Regions from separate parts of the Homo sapiens genome. Here region 1 is linked to region 2. A link is an interaction called in ENCODE POLR2A ChIA-PET data of the cell type or tissue named here. Cell type or tissue: PC-9. All regions are shown on one strand. Each heading gives the region's core, and the rest is flanking DNA. Links, peaks and the distances in the headings are about the cores only.

Region 1 (8,533 bases), core at 1-8,000, 130 kb before region 2:
AAAGCCTCTGCCATCACCCAACTCCGTTATTTTAGAGGAGGAACAGGAGCCAAAATGGGCAGTGACTTGTCTGAGGCCTTGCCAGCTTGAAGAAGGAAATGTCCGCTGAACCCAACAGTGGCCCTGGTAAGGCCTGGTGCATTGCAAGTTACCGGATGAAAATGGTGACTGGCCGGGTGCAGTGGCTCATGCCTGTAATCCCAGCCAAGGCGGGCAAATCACTTGAGATCAGGAGTTTGAGACCAGCCTGGCCAACATGGTGAAACCCTGTCTTTACCAAAAAATACAAAAATTAGCTGGGCATGGTGGCACGCACCTGTAGTCCCAGCTACTTGGGAGGCTGAGAGGGGAGAATCGCTGGAACCCAGGAGGTGAAGGTTGCAATGAGCCGAGACTGTGCCACTGCACTCCAGCCTGGGTGACAGAGCAAGAGTCCGTCACAAAACAAACAAAAACAGAAACAACCCCAAATGTCCGTAAGTAGGAGACAATATATCCAACACATGAAATGCTCTGTGGTTCATGAGAATAAAGAAGACCCATATGGGTTATTCTGAAGCAGGTTCCACTACACTAAGCTGCACTAAGTAGTTTTAACAGGCAGAAATGGAACAGAGTGGAAGTGCGTGCACTTAGGAGGGATACTCTCCAGGGAGAATTCAGGGATTGGGTGGGAGAAGGGAGCCTTGCTTTTCATGGTCCAGCCTTTTAGACGGTTTTAATGTTTACCATGTGCATGTTTCACTTAAAAACCAAACACCCTAGGTGAGGCATGGTGGCTCACACTGTAATCCCAGCACTCTGGGAGGCCGAGGCAGGTGGATCACTTGAGCTCAGGAGTTTGAGACCATCCTAAGCAACATGACGAAACTCTACCAAAAATACAAAAAAAATTCGCCAGGCATGATGGTGTGTGCCTGTGGTTCCAGCTACCTGGGAGGCTAAGGTGGGAGATCACTTGAGCCTGGAAGGCAGATGTATCAGTGAGCCAAGATCGTGCCACTGCACTCCAGCCTAGGTGACCAGGGCGAGACCCCCATCTCAAACAAAACACCCTAGAGTCCCCACCCCTCTCGTTCTTTAAACACCAGCATTGCTGCCCTTCACTTTCTTGCAGCCTTGTGCAAAGGACCTTCTCACCACAGATCAGCCAGACCATCTTCCTCCTTCCAAGTCATCAAAGAGTTCCAAGCTGGTCACCTGTCCCTTGATGTTCCCAGGAAACCAGGAAAGAGGACCCCTGCATTTTATCTTCCCATCCAGAGTGGCAGGATCTCTGCCTGGGAAACAGGCTTCATTCAGCACAGCTGTGGTAGCATTAACAAAGCAAAGTGGGCACATGTAGAAGTTGAAGCTAAAACATTCAAGAACTCCAGTCTGTTTCTGTGGATGTTAAGGGGGTGAAGATAAAACAATGGAGGTGATGAGGAGGAATAACTTGAAGACAGTTTAAAGCCACAGTGATACAAAGAATGAAGAGAAGGAAGGTGCTGGATTTTACTAAGAAAACAGACTGAGTTCAGGAGTCTCACCAGTAGAACTTTATAGTATTGCGTTTCGATTACATGTGTGTGAATTTTAAAAACTGATTACCCTCCAGTAAAAATGTGGAACCAATTTGCATTTGGATTAAAACATTAGGTTTGGGGACAAAAGTGGACCCCATGCTGCCTGAGATGAAGAGAGAGAGCAGGATGGCAGAGGAATCACCAGCTCAAGAAACCCCAAGACTTGGACAGTCTTCCAGCAGAAGAGGCCAGGGTCTCTCAGTGTACTACTCCAAACAGGCCTCTCCTAGAGATGTAGTCTGGGAAGGTCCAAAACCCACCAGACAGGCACATCCAGTGGGGAAAAGACTTCCCATTCCAGTGTGGCCTGCATCCCTCACCTCTGCTTCCCAGTCTTCTGCTGACCTCAGAGGAGCAGGGTGGCCATTGCTGATCTGGGTTAGGGAGATGCCAGAAACACACCCAGGTTTGAACCACAGGTTAGTGGTACAAAGTCACAGTCCTTGTGCCTTCAGAAAACCCAGAGGCCCCAAATACGAGTGGGAAGAGAGTTGGGAAAAACTGAACCAGACTCTTCCAATGGCCATTAAAGAGAAAATTCAGCAACGCTTGCCTTTGTCTTTGACCCTGAGAAGTTAAGGGACACAGATTGTGGCGCCGTGATGGAACATGGAGGGAAGGCATGGTGTGCTTCCTGCAGAGATGCCTCTGGAGTCCCTGTGGCCACGGGATCTCACTGGCCCCCTCTTCAGGCACCTTGATGGGGCTCAGTGGGGCCAGGCCGAAGGGTGGAAGTAGAAAAGCATCAACAGGCTGTCCAGATCAATTGGCACCATCCAAGGCCCTGCTGCACCCACACATGGAGGTCACCAGCTCAGCCCCAGGGGTTCTTTCACACACAAGCTCCTTCCCTAAGGAGTCCTGTGGGGTTCCACACTCAGTGTGCTGCCCAAGTCAGAGATTTACCACAGATCTGTCTCCCCCTCAACCTGGACTCAAGTTACTGTGGTGAGAAACCTCACTGTCCATGGTTAACTGAAGAAATCCCTCCTTCAGAAAGAACTTGAGTAGTAGATGAGGTGGTTAGACAGGATCTTTTTCCCTCAAGCTGTTTGGACGCCACAGCCAGGACCAACTCTGACAGCTGCGAGAGAGAGAGCCCCTCCAATGTGGAACCTCCTACACAGCCCCCCTTTTGGGTCCCTGGATATGAGCCCCCAGCAGGACCACCACTCTAGGGGGAAGTCTCCCTCCCATCCCTCAGATCCCCACATTGTTCCTCCTGTAGGAGAAAAGTCAGCCCTGCCCCTGGAGCTTCTCCAAGATGGCACTGGACTCGCCGTTATCTTGAGGAGCCAGGAGCTGAAATGGCTCCGGCTTAGCAACCCAGTATGGCCAAAGTGGAAAGGTTCTCTGTCCTTTGCAGTCACCAAAAAAAAAAAAAAAAAAAAAAAAAAAAAAAAAAAAGTATGGTCTCACAGGCACAGCATCTTCTTTTAAAAAATAAATATTTATAAACTTAAGGAAGATTCAAAGAATCAGGGTATCTTTTCCTCCAAAAACACAAATGTCCCGTGTAAGTCAAACCAAGGTGCGACCACCAACCCATGAATGAAGTCCCCTCCCCCTGCAGCTACAGGGTTGAGGGGCAGGTGGGCAGGGGAGCTGCTCTCTCTCCTGCCTTCAGTCCCCCTTGGTGATGAGGTCCTCAATGTAGGCGTCCAGCTCATCATCTGTGTTGATGTCTATGTCCTGGAATAGAGCAGGGTAGGGATCAACTGGGGGCCAGAAAGTGATTGGGGGGCTCACCTTTCCACCCTTCTCTCAGCTCCTGGGATGGAGCCCAGAGTCCTCTCCCTGACCTCCCACCCCGCCCTGGATGTCAGGCTTCTGTCCTGTCTTAATCACTCTCCCCTCCCTCATCTATTGTGCACAGATGATGCCCAGATTTCCTACGCCCACCCTGCCTCTACCCCATGTTCCCAATTGTCTTAGATGTATATTTCCCTCAGATACTACAAATATGCCCACTTCTCTCCCTTCTCTGTCACTGCCCAAGGTCCAGGCCACCACTGTCTCAGACAACTGTGGGAGCCTCCTCACAGGAGGCTCTGGTTCTAACTTTGACCCCTCCAGGCCTCCTCCAACCAAGCAGGTACATGTCTGAGACTGAAAACTGCATCATGCCACACCCCTCCAGTGATCTCCACTGTTCTCGGGATCAAACCCCACAACTTTCAAGCCCTGCCTCTGCCCCTACCGCCCCCAAGTCCCTGCTCAGGCCTCAAGTCCTGCTCTTCTTCCTTCTGCCTGGAATGCTCGTGTCACACTCTTTGCATGACTGGCTTCCAGTGTCTCCAAATGCCTAAGCCCCTGAACACCCTAGTCAAGTGGCCTCCCCACACTTTACTGTATCTCCTTATGAACCACCATCAGTAATTCTCTCTCTTCCACCAGACTGGCAGGCTGTGAGAGCAGGAACCTTCTCTGGCTTGTCTTGTTCATTCTGTATCCACAGGACAGGCACAGAGCAGGCCCTCATGCTTATTGCCTGGATGAAGGGCCAACAGGCTAAGGGGTGCTCCCCACTTCTGGGCTACCCAATCCCATCTGGGCGTCATGTGGAAAAGAACTTCGTTTTTATGGCTTGGAGGGTTCTCAAACCAGGTTGTACGTCGGAATGTCTAAAGGGAAAAAGCCTGGTTCTATGGGTCTGGCTGGGCTGAGGACCAGGCAGCCACACCATCTCAAGCCCTCCTGCCAGGGTGCTGTGCAGCCAGGGTGAGAACCATAGATTCCTGTGAGTGGATAGATTCTTGTGAGAACAGGAACAGGGCCCAGGCCCCCCTCCCTGAGAGACCAGGTGGTCCAGCTGCAACAGGAAGGCTGCCGGGCTCACCTCCTGCACCTTTTGCAGGAGTGCCACGATGTTGGTCCTCAGCTTCTGCAGCTTCTCCTCCGTCTCGCGGAGCTTCCTCTCGGAGGTGCGCAGGCTTTCCTCGGAGGCCTTGGCCCGGGAGTCAGCACGGCTCTGGTAGGAATTGCACAGGTTTTGGAGCCCTACTTCATATTGCTTGAAGTACTCCTTCTGTTGGGAGCAGAGCAAGAGGGAGAGTGTGTAAGTTCACAGGGGTCCCCAGGGCCCTTCTAGGCTGACACGGGTGTCTCCAGCCCGCTTTACCCAAGGATGCCTGGTCTGAAGGAACATCTTAGATACAAAGGGCAAACAGCCTCTTTACGTCCAGAGTAGAGAGACATCAATGCCTATCTTGTGGGGCTGCCACAAGGAAGAAGACAATTAGCACACAGGTGAAGCACTCAGCACAGTGCTCTGGCAGACAGCAGGCCGTGAGGACGCGTGAGGGGCGATTCTTACCATTCCAAGTGACAAAAAAGGATGACAGAATCGCTCTTCCATGCTCAATCATAACCTGTCTGACTTCAGTACAGCCCTTTCAACCACCCACTTCCAAGACATACCCAACAATGTCAGCGCTCATGTCAGTTCTCTTTCCACCTACCAACCAACAGCAGATATCTCCAGATCTGTGGAGTAGTATATACTTCTACAGCATCAGAGCTTTTTACTATTTTCCCTGAGTACCTGAAACCTCCAGGGGGAGAGGTAGGAAGGGAAACAAGCAGTTTTTCTAGTGGCTTTTCAGACTTATAAAAGGGAGCAGAATACTTGTTTCAAATGAAATGTCACATGGAATCTCAGTGTGAAAAACAATGTTAAGTAGTATCTCTTTAGGTTCAATTTATTTTCCAAGTTCAAATTTATAACATGACTTACTCGTAAATCACTGAGAATCATGAGGCCACTGTGATGAACACACACGCCACAACCAGCAGGTGCTAGCTGGCTGCTGCAGTCTTATCAACTCTGGTGTTTACTTCTGTAAAGATGCATTAGCTGCCTAGCCTGGAGAGGCTTCTAGATGCCATTTTTAAAAACTGTTACTGGCAAGTATTTAACTGTGTCATTCACCTTATCCTACTAAACCAAGATAGCAAGAGAAACTTCTAGTTCTACACAAAACAGTAATTGCCTTGGCAGCACAAAATAAATACTGGAGCAATCTCCAAAGTATTAAAATTCAGTATACAACATCTTGAAAGTAGACATGGTTTGTAATAATTTTTTCTTAATTATTTTGAGGTAACTGTAGATTCACATATAATTGTTACATTAGTTTTTTTGAAAAAATGATACTTTAATATTGCAGGGCTCCTGAGGCTCTATGGAACTCCTGATCCATATGGTATAAAGGACGTAACTGACAAGGACATAATGAACAGTAGACTTTGTTTTATCCCTGATGCTAAAAAAATAGTTTGAGTGATGGCCAGGCGTGGTGCCTCACACCTGTAATCCCAGCACTTTGGGAGGCCGAGGCAGGTGGATCACGAGGTCAGGAGATCGAGACCATCCTGGCTAACACGGTGAAACCCCATCTCTACTAAAAATATAAAAAATTAGCCAGGCGTGGTGGCGGGTGCCTGTAGTCCCAGCTACTCAGGAGGCTGAGGCAGGAGGCTGAGGCAGGAGAATGGTGTGAACCCGGGAGGCAGAGCTGGCAGTGAGCCGAGATTGCGCCACTGCACTCTAGTCTGGGCAACAGAACGAGACTCTGTCTCAAAAAAAAAAATAGTTTGAGTGATTTTAGACATTACAATTAGCAGGACAAAGGTGATACACTGGTATTATACCTCCTTGTACAAAAAGAAGCTAATATACTTTTTTTTTGACACAGTCTCGCTCTGTCACCCAGGCTGGAGTCCAGTGGCACAATTTCAGCTTACTACAACCTCTGCCTTTCCCCGGGTTCAAGCGATTTTCATGCCTCGGCCTCCCAAGTAGCTGGGATTACAGGCATGCACCACAACATCTGGCTAATATTTTTTGTACGTTGTAGTAGAGATGGGGTTTCACCATATTGGCCAGGCTGGTCTCAAACTCCTGGCCTCAAGTGATCCACCTTCCTCAGCCTCCCAAAGTGCTGGGATTACAGGCCTGAGCCTCCACACCCAGCCTAATATACTATTTTTAGACACTCATGCACTTTGTTTGGGCCCAGGCATTCAAGCCCACTGCAGAGATCCTGCTGCACCCAGGCTCTACTCTGAGTTTGGCAATAACCTTAAACCAAAATCAACAAATCTGACAAGATGCCAGGCCAACCTAGCCACCCTATTAGCTGCTTGTTCCTCCTGGGATTTGCAGAGAGCACCTGCAGCCTAAACAAGGACAAAAGTTGAAGCATGGATCTTTCTGTGCAGCAGCTGTGATTTCTGCACCTTCTAGCTCCCTCGCCGAGCACCACTCCCTCATATCTTGCTGGCAGAGCAAGGCAGCATCGTGAGCAGAGCAAGTCCTAAGAAGTACATGGGTTCAAATCTGGTCTCTGTCACTGACCAACAGACTCTTTACCTTTCTGAGCCTTAGTTTCTTCAACTCCTGCTTCATTTCACATTTTAAAAAGTAGAATAAAGACAAACTCCATGTTTTTATCTCTGGCAAACTTTATCAAGCACACAACTGCCCCACGAGGACCCGACATCTTGAATATACTAATCCTGCAGTTTCCATTCCCATTGTCTTTTCTCTAGAACCTCTTTCCTAGAAAACTTAGCTATTCCTATAATAGAAAAATCATCCCACTTCATGTGGACAATTCCCAGAGCCCCATCTCCAGCCCTGGCCTCCCCCTCCCTCCAAGTGCCAGTCCTTGATCTCCACGTGCACAATGCACATCACCAGAAACGTAGTGAGGGCACTTCTGGTGCCACATAAACCTCCACTCGTCACCTTCATTGCACTCACCCATTTTTCTCTCCTAGTTAATAGCTTTGTCATCAACCTCCAATTCCCACAGACCTGAGTCACTTGCCTACAATCCATGATCAGTCTCCTGACGACCTCTGACACAGCCCTTTCACCCCCAAGCCCACTGCCACCACGCTGACTCCTGTTCCCATTCCCTCACCTCTGACCTTTTACATAGGACCTGCCTCCTCGCCCCTGCATCTCCCATCCACCCATTCTACCCAAACACGCTGCTACCCAAATCACCCTCTTAGGGGAAGGGGCAGCAGATTACAGCCCCTGGGCCGAATCAGCCTGCCAAGTGTTTTTGTAAATAAAGCTTTGTGGGAACACAGCACATCCATTCCTTTACATACTGTCTGTGGTTGCTTTCGTGCTATAATGGCAGAGTTGCCACAGAGACTGTATAGCCTGTGAACCTGAAATTACTTGCCAACTGGCCCTCTACAGAAAAAAATGTGTGGACCTCTGCCCTAGACATGGTTTGGATGACAGTTCCTTCAGCTCAAAACTTTTGCAGGCTGTCCTCTTCATACAGAGTTTAAGCCAGTATGACTTACACTGGGGATTCAAGACACATCAGATCCTGACTTTCAGGCCCCTTGACCCTAAATGCTCACCACACAGCCTGTTGCCTGGACCCCACTCCCAGAGCCTTTGCTCACAGAAGCCCCCACCTCAAACACTCCTTTTCACTTACACAGGCAGGCACTTGGCAAAATGCACATTTTCTTCCAACTCAGTTGCTCTCTCTGCCCCCCAGGCCACCACAGCCCTCCATAGCCTTTCTATCCACTTTCTCAGCACTCGCTGCTCCTGCCCCCATGTCCAGCTACCCGGTAACAACTCAGTCTCTACTGAATCTTGAGCCTCTTGAAGGCAAGACTCTCTTTTGCTGCTCACTATGAGGTCCAGCAGACACCTGCTTGGGCAAGGCACCCCTTCAGCATTTGCTGGGTTAAGTAAGATCCAATGCTTATGTCCACACATCACAAGTTTCTCTATACCTCCTTCTGAGAGTCAAGTTCTATGCACTTCGAGCCTCAGCTCTTCACTGTTGCCTGGGACAGGTTTACTCCCTCTACTGGGGCAGAAGAAAGTGGGTATGCTTGTCATAAAATGTCAAACTACACCTGCTATCCCTAAGGGATGACTCAACTCCTAGCACCTGTGGTGGGAAGGGGTTGGCTTTCTG
Region 2 (10,197 bases), core at 1,265-9,264:
AAATTCAGACAGCCAGAGGCTTTTCTGCACACTTAGTGAAAACTCATTCAGGAGCAATATCTGACCTGGATTGACTGAGGGTGTGCAATCTGTTCATTTCACTTAGAGTCAATACTCACACTTCTAGCTACAGAAATATTCGTATGTTTCATTGGAGATGGATGGATCCAGACCCCACTGGATTACCTTTTAAAATCTAAAAAAATCCTGAATTCTGAGGCTGGGAGCAGTGGCTCATGCCTGTAATCCCAGCACTTTGGGAGGCCGAGGCGGGAGGATCACTTGAGCCCAGGAGTTTGAGGTTGCAGTGAGCCATGACTGTGCCACTGCACTCCAGCCTGAATAACAGACCGAGACCCTGGCTGAAAAAAACAAAAATGAATTCTGAAACCTATCCAGCCACAAGTGTGTTGATCAGGTCTTATGGGCCTGAGGCACCTGCCTCTAGCCTGTTGGGAAACTTACTGAGCGACTGCCTTCTGCTAGAATGTCAGCCCCCAAGGACAGGGCTTAACTCTGTCCCCGATGTGTCTGCAGCAGCCAGTGCAGTACCTGGCATGTAGCAAGCACCCAAACAATAGTTCTTGAATCTTTAGCTGAAGTTATTCATCCCCCATACATGCCATGGTGGTGAATATGGGAAACTGAGGCCCAAGCCTCTGAGCTGGTCTGCCCTAGATCTTTTCCCACAGATGATGTTCTGACTTTCCCCCCAAAAAGGTAGCTGTTCACCTTTCTCTGCCAGCAGCTCACAAACAGCTTGATGACCCCCCTCCAACATTCCAGGGCAGCTGGCTGGTTTTGCGGGCACCAAAGAGTTTTCTTTGGCTAAAGGTTCAGCCGATTAAAAAAGGGGGCCCCCATGCATTAAAGCTGGGGGTGGGGAACGGGCAGTCACAGAGTAGAGTAGGGGCTGAAGGTGTCATTAAAGCTCGGGTCGGGGGAGTGGAAATGGAATCTGCTAGCTGGCCTGAGACTAAAAGCCAGATCCCTGGATCCTTCCAGAGGACTATGAATGTGCTAGTCAGGCTCTGCCTTAATCCTAAAGCTGGAGAATTATCCAGACCCATGAAGAGCTGCCAGGAAGAAAAAATTCCTCCCCAGTGTGGTCTGCCCTACCCCCACCTTCCATGGTGCCCTGAGAAACTCCCTTTTCCTCTCTTGGCTTCAACATAATGGAGTTGGAGAATCCAAGACAGTGGATCAGAGCTCCTGAGATCATGGACTTAGACTCAGGTTCAGGCCCAGACTCTTCCTCTTGCTGGGCAAGGAGCTAGGGCAAGTCAATTTCAAGCCTTAGTTATCACATCTGTAAAATGGCACTAAGTTAGAGGGATATTGTCCAGATGACTGTGTCTGGTACATAGTAGCAATAAAAAAGACATTAGCTGGCCAGGCATGGTGGCTCACGCCTGTAATCCTAACAATTTGGGAGGCCAAGGAGGGCGGATCACTTGAGGCCAGGAGTTGGAGACCAGCCTGGCCAACACAGTGAAACCCTGTCTCTACTAAAAATACAAAAATTAGCTGGGCATAGTGGCTTGTGCCTGTAATCCCAGCTACATGGGAGGCTGAGGCAGGAGAATTGCTTGAACCTGGGAAGTGGAGGTTGAAGTGAGCCGAGATCAGGCCATTGCACTCCAGCCTGGGTGACAGAGCGAGATTCTGTCTCAAAAAAAGAGAAACATTAGCTAATATTACCCTCAGCATGGATACTCCTACCAGTCTGATGTTCTGTTTTAGGTACTTCGTACCATCATAACCTCATTGTTGGAGCACTCACTATGTTCCAGGTACTACGCTAAGTGCTTCACAAGCATTCTTTCATTTCATCCTCCCAACATCTCTCAAATAGGTACTAGCACTGTCCTCACTATTCAGGGGAGAAGTCTGCGGTTCAGAGGGGTGAAGTGATTCCTCTAAGACTGCATAACTTGTAAGTGGCAGAGCTAGGACCTGTCAGACTCTAAGCGCTTCATACCACACCTACAGGAAATATCTAGCAGCCAGTTCCATGCTCAGTTTCTTGAAGCATGAGATTCCAGGCCCCTAATATGGCATGTGACTGTGGGCAGTACAGAGGCCTCAATTCTCCCATCTGAACCATGGGGAAGGTCCCCCCGCCCTGAATCCCCTACAGGGCTGAGAGGAGGGCTCTGGAAACCTTGAAAAGGACTTTGTAGACTCTGAGCTGGGCACCCTCAAAGGCTTGGTTAGGAGGGAGACAAGAGAAAGAATTAATCCACTTCCCACCAAGGAAGCCAAGAGCTGAAGGAGAAATGGTCCGTGTCCTCCTCCAGGGCCTGCCCCTCAGCATGGTTCCTCCCTTTGTTAGGAGGGTTAAGAACTTGGCCAAGTCTCAGCTCCACTCATCTCTGGCTGTATGTTCTTTGTACTTCCCCTCTCTGAGTGTCGGGCTTCTCAACTGTGAAATGGGGGTGATAATGATAACAGCCTTACCAGGACTGTAGTAAGGACAAGCCTTGGCCCATTGGTTCATTGTCTTAGTCTGCTCCTGTTGTTATAACAAAATACCTCAGACTCAGTAATATATAAACAACAGAAATATGTTGCTCATAGTTCTAGAGGCTGAGAAATCCAAGAACAAGGTGTCAGTAGATTGGGTGTCAATGAGGGCCTGTTCCTCATAGATGACGTCTTCTATGTCTTTACATGGTAGAAGGGGTGAACAAACTCCCTCAGGCTTCTTTTATAAGGGCACTAATCCCATTTATAAGGATGGAGCTTCATGAAGTGATCGCCCCCAAAAGTCCCACCTCTTAATACTACCACATTGCAGATTACGTTTCAATATATAAATTGGAGGAGACACATTGAGACACATGGATATTGGTTGAATAATTATCTTTCTTTTTTCTTTTTTTTTTTTTGAGACAGAGTCTTACTCTGTTGCCTAGACTGGAGTGCAATGGCACGATCTTGGCTCACTGCAACCTCTACCTCCTGGATTCAAGTGATTCCTCTGTCTCAGCCTCCCAAGTGGCTGGGATTACAGATGCATGCCACCATGCCTGGCTAATTTTTGCATTACTAGTAGAGGCAGGGTTTCACCATGTTGGCCAGGCTGGTCTCAAACTCCTGACCTCAAGTGATCCGCCCACCTCGGCCTCCCAAAGAGCTGGGATTACAGGCGTGAGCCACCATGCCTGCCCTGAATAATTATCTTTTGACACCTGGTCTGCAATTCTCATGGAGTTTCCGGTCTGGAAGAAGAGTCTGTATGTAATGTGTTTGGCACAGGTAGGTGCCCAATGGGTGGGTAGATGGATGGATGGATGGATGGGTGGATGGATGAGATGAGTGACTTACTGCAGGTCTCACAGTTATAAAGTAACTCTTCCTGATAGCTCACACTGGCCACCAAAGACACATTAAGCACTGATTAGAGAGGTACTCCATGGACCAAATTACTTGAGCAAAGTCTTAGAATTAGGAATTATTGCAGCATGGATAAGAGGCATTCATTTTATGTTCTCTTTTAGTATTTTTCCCAACAAGATCCTGAGAAGGAGGATCTGGATGGAGGTTCTGCCAGAGCCCCCTGGAGCAGAGCCAGGAAGTTGAGTAGGGAGTAGCGCCCCACAGCCCATATGAGCAGGCAGGAGCAGGCCAAGCCTGAGGGTCGGGCCTCAGAGGCCTGGCCTGGCCGTATTTAGTTTTCAAGGCACTGGAAGGCTTCTCACCTCCTCTGCTGTCCAGGCACAGAAGCAAGGCCACCCACAGTTGCTGAGTCAGGGAGGCCCCTAGGGCAGGAACAGAGGCCCCACAGTGGGGTAACTTGAACACAGTGGTTCAGAGCCTGGTCTCTGTCAAGAAGATATGGTGCTGGGAACAGTGGTGTGTCCCTGTGGTTCGCGCTCCTCGGAAGGCTGAGGCAGGAGGATAAGCCTAGGGATTCTTGAGCCCAAGAGTTCTAGGCTGTAGTGTACTATATTGATCGAGTGTCTGTGCTAAGTTCAGCTTCAATATGGTGACCTCCTGTAAGCAGGGGTGTCTAAGGAGGGGTGAACAGGCCCAAGATGAAAATGGAGCAGGTCAAAACTGTGCTGATCAGTGGTGGGATTGTGACTGTGAATAGCCACTGCATTCCACCCTAGACAACATAGTGAGACTCTGTCTCTAAAAGTAAATAAATAGGCTGTGCGCAGTGGGCTCACGCCTGTAATCCCAGCACTTTAGGAGGCCAAGGCAGGCGGATCACTTGAGGTCAGGAGTTCAAGACCAGCCTGGCCGATATGGCGAAACCCTGTCTTTACTAAGAATATAAAAATTAGCTGGTCATGATGTCATGTGCCTGTGGTCCCAGCTACTCAGGAGGCTAAGGCAGGAGAATCACTTGAACCCGGGAGGCAGAGGTTGCAGTGAGCTGAGATCACATCACTGCACTGCAGCCTGGGCAATGAGTGAGACCCTATCTCAAAAAAAAAATTAATTAAATTAAATTTAAAAATGTAAATAAATAAGTAAATAAATAAATAAAAGCTGTGGGTTCAAATCCTGCTCAACAACCAATAGCTGTGTGCCTGGCCTACATATCACCTATCAGAGCCTTTGTTTTCTTTATTTGTAAAAACAACAACAAAAATGGCGGTAAAAACAAGCACCATTACTGAGTTGGTTATGTACAAGCCTCTGCTAAGCACCTTACCTGCATTATCTTATTTAATTGTCATCACAATAAACAAGTATTATTATTGTCCTCCTGAAACAAAATACATGAGAACGGTGTCTCTCATCCATGCTGCCGTAATTTCTAACCCAAGCCGCTGCTCATGCAGTCCCATCTACCTGGAGTGTATCTCTTTTTTTTTTGAGACGGAGTCTTGCTCTGTCTCCAGCTGGAGTGCAGTGGTGCAATCTTTGCTCACTGCAGCCTCTGCCTCCCGGGTTCCAGAGATTCTCCTGCCTCAACCTCCCGAGTAGCTGGGATTACAGGCAAGTGCCACCACACCTGGCTAATTTTTGTATTTTTAATAGAGTCGGGGTTTCGCCATGTTGGCCAGGCTGGTCTCAAACTCCTGTCTTCAGATGAGCCACCTACTTCAGCCTCCCAAAGTGCTAGGATTACAGGCATGAGCCACTGCACCCAGCCTGTAACCAACTCTTATGCAACCTTCAGTGTTCAGTGTAAGGTATCCAAAAAGTTACTTCCTGACTGTGAGACCTGGATTTCCAAATGAGGAAGCTGAGTCACACAGGGTGAGATCACATTCAAGTAAGAGACAGAGCTAGAGACCGGGTGCAGTGGCTCACACCTGTAATCCCAGCACTTTGGGAGGCTGAGGTGGGTGGATCACCTGAGCTCGCGAGTTCGAGACCAGCCTGATCAACATGGAGAAACCCTGTCTCTACTAAAAGTACAAAATTAGCTGGGCATGGTGGCGCATGCCTGTAATCCCAGCTACTCGGGAGGCCGAGGCAGGAGAATCGCTTGAACCTGGGAAGTGGATCCCATCTACTCGGGAGGCTGAGGCAGGAGAATCGCTTGACCCCAGAAGGTGGAGGTTGCCGTGAGCCGAGATCACGCCACTGCACTTTACCCTGGGCAACAAGAGTGAAACTCCGTCTCAAAAAAAAAAAAAAAAAAGACAGAGCTAGGAAGTGCTTACAACTTCCTCACGCTTACCTACATTTCAATTTCTGTTATTGAATCTTTTCCCCCTCAGATATACCCTATCAGCTTCTATTTTTATTTTTATTTTTATTTTTTGTGATGGAGTCTTGCTCTGTCGCTCAGGCTGGAGTGCAGTGGTGTGATCTTGGCTCACTGTAGCCTCCACCTCCCAGGTTCAAGTGATTCTTCTACCTCAGCCTCCTGAGTAGCTGGAATTACAGGCGGATGCAACCACACCGGGCTAATTTTTGTATTTTTAGTAGAGACGGGGTTTCACCATGTTGGCCGGGCTGGTCTGGAACTCCTGACCTCAAGTGATCCACCCGCCTCAGCTTCCCAAAGTGCTGGGATTACAGGCATGAACCACCACACCCGGCCCCTAGCAGCTTCTATAAAACAACACTGGGCACCTGTCCCATCCCCTGCTGCCTCCTTCAGCTCCAAATTGCCACCAAAGCCTTATTCAACCCTTTGCAACAGCCCTGTGCAAAAGGTAGGCTAGATATCATCCCCATGTCACAGACGGGGAAACTGAGGCTCAGAGAAATGAAGCAAGTTGCTTGAGGCCTTGCAACCAGCAAGAGGAGAAACCATAGGTGGACAACAGTGCTGTCTGACTCCCACCCCAGTGCTGTTTCCCCACCACAGCGAGCTGACCCTCGACCCCTCAACCTTCCCAGATGGGAGACTTCACCTCAACTCTCACACCTACACAGGTGATTAGGATTAAAGAGAAAATCAACATGAGATCAATTTGAAAGGAAGGGCCCTGCAGGACTAATAGGGTATTTTGCAAATAAGTAAAAAAATAAAAATAAAAAGTAAGCCTCCTTGAAAAATCGTAAAAGAACTGGGGGAATGAATAAGCTGTAACTGTTCTAAATCAGATCGTATTCCTACAAGACACAGGAGACCAGAACAGCTCCCTACAGCCATTAGCTCATCTCACTCATTTACAAGGCTCTCTGCTGAGAGCCAAGAGGGGGCCCCACCCAGAGGAATCATTACCTGGCCAGCACTTCACTGGGATTTCATGTCCCAGTAAAGTTTTTTCCTAAATTGGGGTACACAATTGCCAACATCTTGTTATTTGTCAAAGAATATTAAAAGGAAAAATAAATTGCTACTTTCTGCTGTTACCATCATCTCATAAAATTCAATAACAAGGACTAATCCCAGAATTTGGCAATTTTAAAAATTACCTATGTAAGTGACTCACTATGTTGTCCTAGTTTTCTCACTAGCCTTGGGCCAGTGAGAACTGTATCTAAGATGGGCATTTGGCAACCCTCAGATGAGTAGGAGAGAGAAAACATGTATGCAAATAACTCAGAGTAGCTCATTGCAACTTGGGATGAGAACCACATAAAACTCTTCTAATTACTTAATTTAAAAAAAAAGATTTATTGGAAGAGGGTTTTACCAGAAGATTTTTTGGATTCTGAGGGTTATGTAGTGACTAGGGATCAACCAAACAACCACTCTTGGCAAGGACAGAAAACTTCAAGAACAGGTGGAATCAGCCCATTTGCATGCACTCTCTCTCTCTCTTCTCTCTCTCTCTCCTCATTCTGTGTCTCTGCTTCTCTCTCTGCCTTAGCTGTCTTCTCACTCTAGTTACAGACAGGGTTCCTCCATGTGGCAGAGAACATGGTGGCTAATGTTACCAGAAAAACTCTGAACTAGGTACGGTGGCACGAGCCTGTAGTCCCAGCTACTTGGGAGGCTGAGGTGGGAGGATCGCTTGAGCCCAGGAGTTTGAGTCCAGTCTGGGCAACATAGCGAGTCCCTACCTCTAATTGGCGGTGGAGGGGGGGGCACTTTAGGCAAATTAAATTTAACAAAGTGTAACTGCAGAAAGAGCAATTCACAAATCCAGAGCCTTGCAGAACCAGGATAGGTTCACAGCAACTCAGAGACTGCCACAAGGGTCAGATTACATTTATGGACAGAAAAAGGAAAGTTACATACAGAAAACAGAAGTGGGGTACAGAAACAGCTAGATTGGTTACGGTTGGCATTATTGGTACACTGTTTGAACTGTGGTCGGCCTGCAATTGGCTGAAACTCAGCAGCTGTGACTGGATGAGACCTAGCCACTTGTTACAAGAGTACCTTACGGTCTGTTTACATACCTAATTAGATTACAGTTCACAATGTATGGAGAAACCTTTAGACCCAAATTAATATACAACAGGTAAGGAAGAAGCTTTAGGTTAAACTTAACTCAGTTTCAGTGAGAAAGAAAAAAGAAAGCAACTGCCACAAAAACAGGGAAGGTGTCTGATTGGCCCAGCTGGGTCAGATGTCTATCTCTGGACCAATCAGCTGTGGGGTCTGTAACAACATGGCAGCTCCCATGAGAACGGCATGGTTGGAGTCAGAAGAGGAAGAAGCAGAACTGGGCAGGTGAGCTGGGAAGAGAATACCATAGATGTCCACTATGGAGATGATAAATGCCCTAATAGATGCGCACAAAAAATGTCATGGGCATTTAGGGGATGAAGACACAATTTCTAGCTGTGCAACTGTGGTGATCAGTCAGAGCTTCTTGGAAGAGGTGGCATTCGAGCTGGGTCTTGAAGCCGAGAATCATCTGGAACGTACAGAGATTCTAAATGCCACCTCACATTAGAAAAGAAAGATGATCCCTGGTAATGGAGAAGATAGCATCCGAAAGAATTAAATATGAATGTCTCACTTTGTCAAGATTTCATAGGTTTTTTATTTTTACAGATGGTGTGTCTCGCTCTCCCTCCCAGACTGGAGTGCAGTGCGATCATAGCTCATTGCAGCCTTGAACTCCTGGGCTCAAGCGGCCCTCCAGCCCCAGCCTCCAGAGTAGCTGGGACTACAGGTGCACACCACCACACCTAGCTATAGTTTTCAAAATTTAGATATAATTCATATATAAATTATATTTTATAGTTATTTTGGTGTTTAATTTTGAAATAATTTTAGACTTACAGAAACGTTGCAAAAATAGTTCAGAGTTATCCTAAACTCTTCATTTCCTACACCTTCACCTAGCTTTCCCTGATAGGAACATCTTACCTCACCTTAGTACAATTATCAGAACCAGGAAATTAACACTGGTACAGTAACCTACATACCTTATTTGAATTTTAGCTGTTTTCCTTTTGATCTAATCCAAGGTCCAACATTGCATTTAGTTGTAATGTCTTCTTAGTCTTCTCTAATCTATGACAGCTCCTCAGCCTCTCGCTTTTTTTCTCAAATGACCCTGACACGTACTGTTCAGTCATTTTATAGAATATCCCTCAATTTGAATGTCTGATTTTTTTTTTGGTGATTAGATTGAGCTTATGCACTTTTGGCAAGAATATCACAGAAGTAACGTTATGCCCTTCTTAGTGCATCAGATCAGGGGCTACTTTCTGTTGATATGACTTATTACTGGGCATGTTAACACTGATCATGTGGTTAAAGAGGTTATCTGCTGGGTTTCTCTTTTATAATTTTATAATAAGTGTCCTTTTGTAATTAGTAATTATCTTGTGGGGAGATAATAAGACCATGCAAAAATGTAAATTTCTTGACATTTACGGTATGTTTGTTTGTTTTTTTGAAATGAAATCTCCTTCTGTCACCCAGGGTGGAGTGCAGTGGTGCCATTTCGGCTCACTGCAACCTCTGCCTCTTGGGTTCAAGCGATTCTCCTGCCTCAGCCTTCCGAGTAGCTGGGATTACAGGGGCCCACCACCATGCCTGGCTAATTTTTGTATTTTTTAGTAGAGACGTGGTTTCACCATGTTGGCCAGGCTGGTCTCAAACTCCTGACCTCAGGTGATTCGCCCACCTCGGCCTCCCAAAGTGTTGGGATTACAGACGTGAGCCACCGCGCCTGGCCTACATTTTTTTTTTTAAGTGCTGTCAAATGCATGCCGTCTACTTTTCTTCAGTAAATGTCAACTCTTTACCCATTATGTGCCAGTCCCTGTGGGGTGTGCCAAGCAGAAAAAGCACTGATCTAAGATGTGTGGCTCAGTTATGTGTAGATCCATGACCTTGCTGGGCTTTAGGATCCTTATCTATAAAATGGATATCATTATATCTTACCAGTAAGAACTGCTGAGGATAAAGGCAGACCGTACTTGTGAACGTGTTCTGTAATACAAACTAGGGTTGTTCATTCTCCTTCTGCAGTGCTCAGCTCTGGCCTCTCCTCTCCTGTTTGCATTTCCCTTTTCCTTCCTGCCTGTGTTCAGGCCTGCAGACTTCTGTCTGTCCTCCCTGGTCTAACTCCCTTATCCTACTTGCCAAGCCTTACTGTGATGTCATTTAATAAATTTTGGAGACACAAGGAGCGCCTCATAGAGATGGACAATTTCCTTCAGTAGTCTCCTGCTGTTTTTAGAGTTGCCTCCAGGTGCCTGGGCCTGTGGGTGTTGGGCAGGAGAACCTTCCTCCTATGGCAGAAATAAGTGGGAGAAGTAGGGATTGCCTTCCTCCAATAATAATGCTTTGGCCCTAAAAAGGAAACTCTTGAACCCCATAGAATATTTTATTTTATTTTATTTTATTTTTGAGACAGAGTCTCG

The links. ChIA-PET counts read pairs that join two places held together with the same protein. Peaks named below come from ENCODE experiments on the same cell type or tissue, not always from the same donor. Only the 100,000 strongest peaks of a DNase experiment are listed, where the experiment ranks them.
Region 1: POLR2A ChIA-PET joins it to region 2 with 15 read pairs; 4 of 35 experiments call an interaction of 5 or more read pairs at or near these places.

Annotation. Positions count from the first base shown.
Region 1 is chr22:30,923,612-30,932,144 of GRCh38, forward strand. It overlaps MORC2 (MORC family CW-type zinc finger 2), which reads right to left. Exons shown (of 26, transcript NM_001303256.3): 25 at 4,408-4,596; 26 at 1,519-3,260. The coding sequence ends at 3,192. MORC2-AS1 (MORC2 antisense RNA 1) reads left to right here. Exons shown (of 2, transcript NR_026920.1): 2 at 1,118-3,043. Among named protein-coding and RNA genes, the nearest start is that of MORC2-AS1, 5.6 kb to the left of the region's middle. In PC-9, for the core only: no CTCF peak of the experiment used is centred there; no DNase peak of the experiment used is centred there.
Region 2 is chr22:31,056,144-31,066,340 of GRCh38, forward strand. It overlaps the pseudogene RN7SL633P and a transcript of SMTN not described here. Among named protein-coding and RNA genes, the nearest start is that of SMTN, 20 kb to the right of the region's middle. In PC-9, for the core only: no CTCF peak of the experiment used is centred there; DNase peaks (open chromatin) are centred at 5,188 and 7,948; H3K4me3 peaks cover 1,605 bases; H3K27ac peaks cover 1,192 bases.